Linked DNA regions of Homo sapiens: region 1 is linked to region 2. A link is an interaction called in ENCODE POLR2A ChIA-PET data of the cell type or tissue named here. Cell type or tissue: B cell. All regions are shown on one strand.

Region 1 (2,500 bases), 240 kb before region 2:
CCCTAATGTACTTAGTCATCTGCTTTTGGACAGGTTTGTATTGTTTTCAGTTTTTTGTTATTATAATTAACATTGTGCTTCAATTTTGAATAAATCAATTTCCTATGTAAAAAGTTGTGAGGTCCCATTAGCGATGAATAATGCAAAATAAGCCAAAAACAAAACAAAACAAAAGTTGGGAGGGGGATGAACTACATCGATTATTTTGATTATTTTTTCTAGTGAAAATAAGTTGTGTTTATTTGGCAATTGTTTTTAATCCATAAAGATATTAAAAACATTTTTTGGGAGTGAAAAAAACAAAACTTCTTGTGACTTTCAAAGGTGGAAATCTTAACTTACTCTGCCTAAGTCACATGTTAAATACATAAATTAAGATATATGAACTTAATTAATTGTGATAAATTAAGATATATGAACTTAATTAATTGTGAAAGCACTTAGAAAATAATGGCCTATTTTCAACTCAGGAAGAAAAAAAGAAACTTAAAGCACATTTTTAGAAGTGTTAGAGGCTGGGTGCGTTGGCTCACACCTGTAATCCTAGCACTTTGGGAAGCTGAGGCGGAAGGATCCCTTGAGCTCAGGAGTTTGAGACCAGCCTGGGCAACATAGTGAGACTTTGTCGCTACAAAAAAATGAACAAAATTAGCTGGGCATGGTGGCATGTGCCTGAAGTCTCAGCTACTTGGGAGGCTGAGGTGGGAGCATTGCTTGGGCCCAGGAGGTCGAGGCTGCAGTGAGCTGAGATCGTACCACTGCACTCCAGTCTGGGCAACAGAGAGAGATCCTCTCTCAAAAAAACAAAACAAACAAACAAAAAAGTATTAGAGCCCTAAAGATAGAGAAAAGGAAAAAAGAAGTAATGTTAAAAGAGGCCATATTTTAATGTGTAGCTTCTTGCCTTACTTGAATAGGACCTGGATCCTCTTGCCTGCTATTAGGCATAACTTGTCCAATAGATTGTGAAGAAGTGCGTCTCTTTTTTGCTCTTTCAGTTAACCTATTATTTAAAAATGAATGAGAAGTTACTAAAACTCCCCAGAAATGCTTTTTTTTTTTTTTTTTTTTTTTTGGCAGATTCTCACTCTGTCACCCAGGCTGGAGTGCAGTGTCATGATCTTGGCTCACTGCAACCTCTGTCTCCTGGGTTCAAGTGATTCTCTTGCCTCAGCCTCCCAAGTAGCTGGGATTACTGGTGTGCTCCAACATGCCCAACTAATTTTTGTATTTTTTGTAGAGACAGGGTTTTGCCATGTTGGCCAGGCTGGTCTCGAACTCCTGAGCTAAAGTGATACACTCGCCTTGGCCTCCCAAATTGCTGGGATTACAGGCACGAGCCACCATGCCCGGCCGAAATGCCTTTGTTTTAGCTTCAAGAATGAATAAATTATGGCTTGGAAGTCTACTGTTTGAACACTGAGTACCAAAATGCAATAGTGAGTCCTTACCTACCAATTGCCCTTAGGAGAGAGGTGGTAACAGGGCAGAGAACAATTAGTGCATGTTTACATCAGTGGTGACAGGCATGTTGTGGGGTTACTCCTGCTGGCCTACTTGCTCCCTTCTACCTGTTCTGAATTTGGTTCTCTTAACTATCAGCTTTCTCAATTTATGAACTTACTGTCCAAGACTGACTGGCTTACAACCATTGTTACTGATACCATGGTTTTGGGATCACCTCAAGAACAACTAGGCTCTTGCAGTCTGTAACCTGCTGTACCTTTGGACTGACATGGACATGTCCACTTGCTCACCTCTGCAGACCACTGGGCTTCACAACCTGTGGCCCAAACCAGTCTGCTAGAATCCTCTTGGGCTAATGAACCCAGTCTCCTCCCCTAGAATGACAGTAGCCTCCCTAAATTTTGAAGTGGCCTTACTGCCTTGTTGGACAAACTCTCACCATCCATCACACTGCCCTTGATTAACCAGACTCATGGACCAGTCTCTCAATCTGTATCAGAGGTTAAATCTAAAACTGGCCTAATATGCTATTTTTCTCCCAAAATATTTCACCTTGAAAGGCTATTTGACTTACGAAAGATTATTTTTTTACTATCCTTTCTCCACTTAGAGAATTTGCTATGATACAGAAATAAATATTTTGTTATACCAAGGCACATTGATACCAGAACTTAGGACATACCAACTTTTTTTCTCTTCAAAAATAAAAACATTTTTCAAAGGGTCTTTTTTTTTAATAAGGTTTTTCAAGAAGACATTAGTGAAAATTTAAACATCTATATGGCCAAGAAAAGTTAATTTCTTCTACAGCATCCATAAGAAACACTCAGTAAATGGCCCATTATACAGCTTTAATTTCAATATATTTTCTTCAAGTTCAGTTTACATACAGACACTATGAACACGATTCTTTGAAATACCATTATACAGGAATGTTGTATTATTTAGGTTTCTTCTCTGTTACAGCTCACCTCACACTGGGGTGAAAGAGATTTGAACTGAGATTTGCAGCCATCAAATTACTGTTAGTTAG
Region 2 (2,500 bases):
CAGGCGTGAGCCACTGTGCCCCCTAGTACCTGTACTTTTTTAACAAGACCTGCTATTGGGATCCAGGGTTAAGAACAACTGCCATAGGCCCGGTGCGGTGGCTCATGCCTGTAATCCCAGCACTTTGGGAGGCCAAGGCAGGCAGATCACTCTAGGTCAGGAGTTCAAGACCAGCCTGGCCAACATGGTGAAACCCTGTCTCTACTAAAAAAAATTTTAAAAATTAGCTGGTCATGGTGATGCACACCTGTAATCCCAGCTACTCAGGAGGTTGAGGCAGGAGGATCACTTGAGCCCAGGAGGCGGAGGTTGCAGTGAGCCGAGATTGCACCACTGCACTCCAGCCTGAGCTACAAAGCAAGACTCTGTCTCAAAAACAAAAAAAAGCAAAAAAAGCAAAAAGACAACTGCCATAGACTTTTCCCTTCCCTTTGCCTAAAACAGGAGTTCCTGGCTTGGTTGTTCCCTGGAAGCTTCTTTGAGTATTTTTGAGGGGGTGGGGAGTGGAAGCTGTGGCTAGGTTGAAGGAGAGGGAGGGAGGCTCTCCAGCCTGGTTCAAAGATCTAAGCAACGTCAGGGAGTGTGGGTGGGGGCAGTCCACCACTCCATGTCCTTCCCACAGGGGCTGGGGAATTAACAAATTTTTGCCCCACCCCGGACTTGCCGGAGGTGTGAAGGACAGTTCTGGGAGAGACCTGGAGGCCAGCCGCATGTTTTGGAGGGCTACTGTTTGAGGTAGTGTCCTCCTCTGGCCTGGGCAGAGACACAGGCGGAAGGGCAGGCCAAGCGGTGGGGGTTTCCCCAAGCAGGCTGTCTTGAGGTAGAAAGCTGCATTTTCAGGAAGTCAGAGTCCCCAGAAGTCAGCCAGTGGGCAGAGGCCTGGGTCTCTGGACCGGGAGCTGCTGATGCTGATCAAAATCAGCAAGTGCTTAAGAGTACCTAGTGGGCCTAGCTCAGTGCTGGGGACAGAAAGCACAGGCCCTGTCCCTGGGGAGCTTGTCCTTTGTCAGCAGGATGCAGGTGCTACACAGGAAGGTGTCTGTTATGGGAGGTGCAGCCTGGCTTTGCCAAAACACCCAGGCTTTGCCCGAGGACATCTGTGACCCCAGGCGAGTGAGCCTCAGAGCCCTTATCATAGAGTTCTGCCCTGGGTCCTCCCAGGGAGTTGATGATCTGTAGATGTGACTCCTTCCCGAGACTCATGGAGCCCTGGGGGGTGAAGGGAACCCCAGAGGTGAGTGGGGCAGGAGGTGGGGAGTGTCGGGTAAAGCAGGCCACCCTGAGCTGGAAGCCTGGATGGTGGGAGTGGGGATTCAGCTGTCAGCTCCTCTATAGGCTGTGGTGACAAATTAGTACATCCCTAGTTGCATGTACCACTGAGGCCCTTCACCAATGTGTAGCACTTAGTCCCTGGGGAAGGGGCCTGAGAGAAGCCTCTGCTGCCAGCAAGAGGGTGTCCCCCAGACCCAGTGTCCTTGAAAGTCCCTCTATATGGAGTGCCACCCCCCACTCCCCCAAAAAACACAGCGAGTGGAGATGCAGCTTCTTAGCTCAACCCATGCTTTTAAAAATGGAATCCTCCTTCTACCCTGGGTGAAGGGTAAAGACAGGGGTGGCCAGATTGTGTTGGGGCTCCAAACCACAGGATAAATAAGATGCCTTCTGAGGAGCAGAGGTGTTATCCAGATGTTTGAAATGCCATTTTATAGTAGAACAATGAAGGCGTATGGTACAGTAAAATGCAAAATGCCCATAATTTGATAGATAAAACAGGAGAATCCAAAAAAAGGTTTTGTGCTTGCCCTTGTGGTTTTGAGCCAAGTTTCCAGCCCACCAGCAGTTCCTTTGCTACCCTGTGAGGCAGGCGGGTTGGGGCGAGCCCTTCCGCTAGGCTAAGTGCCTGCTTTCTGAGACTCACACTGCCTTTCTCTGGGGTGGGGGGCAGGATCCACTTCTATAGTTGGAAACGTTGCTGCTCCGCCAGCTGGAAGGGCCTCCTGGCCTCTGGGACTTGTCTTGCAAAAGAAATGTGTGTAATAAATTCTCTTTAAGAGCAGGAAGTGCTGTTATCCTCATGAAAATAAAAGAAAGAGACGTTGAGTGGGGTTTTTTTTTTTTTAAGTGTCTTACGAACTTAGCCTAGTGGTAGCTTGCAACACAACTGGGCAGGGGGTAGCTATTCTCATAGCCCTTCTTTCGTGTTTTATACTGAATTTTAACTGCATAAGTTTGCTCTTGGCTGGGAAACTCTTTATCAGGTTCCGGCCCAGAAAAGATTTTTTAAAAGAAGAGCCCTCTGTGTCTTGCAAGCAGTATTGCTGTGGTTAAAGGACAGTGGGGACCTCACACAAGTGGTTTCACCTTTCTGAATCTCAGTCTCCACATCTGTAAAATGGGGGTAATATGAATTAGGAGCCACGATATATGTAAAACTTTAACATAATACCTGACATGCCTTAACAGGGCAATTACCTTTCTCTGTTAGCTGTCATTTCTAATG

The links. ChIA-PET counts read pairs that join two places held together with the same protein. Peaks named below come from ENCODE experiments on the same cell type or tissue, not always from the same donor. Only the 100,000 strongest peaks of a DNase experiment are listed, where the experiment ranks them.
Region 1: POLR2A ChIA-PET joins it to region 2 with 6 read pairs; 2 of 35 experiments call an interaction of 5 or more read pairs at or near these places.

Annotation. Positions count from the first base shown.
Region 1 is chr5:134,305,700-134,308,199 of GRCh38, forward strand. CDKL3 (cyclin dependent kinase like 3) reads right to left here. Exons shown (of 13, transcript NM_001113575.2): 9 at 2,439-2,500; 10 at 910-1,003. Among named protein-coding and RNA genes, the nearest start is that of CDKL3, 60 kb to the right of the region's middle. In B cell, no CTCF peak of the experiment used is centred here; no DNase peak of the experiment used is centred here.
Region 2 is chr5:134,543,305-134,545,804 of GRCh38, forward strand. The region is part of intron 3 of JADE2 (jade family PHD finger 2); the gene reads left to right. Among named protein-coding and RNA genes, the nearest start is that of JADE2, 19 kb to the left of the region's middle. RefSeq lists enhancers at 297-396, 497-726, 827-1,096, 1,157-1,256, 1,517-1,856. In B cell, no CTCF peak of the experiment used is centred here; DNase peaks (open chromatin) are centred at 967 and 1,947; H3K4me3 peaks cover 2,060 bases; H3K27ac peaks cover 2,500 bases.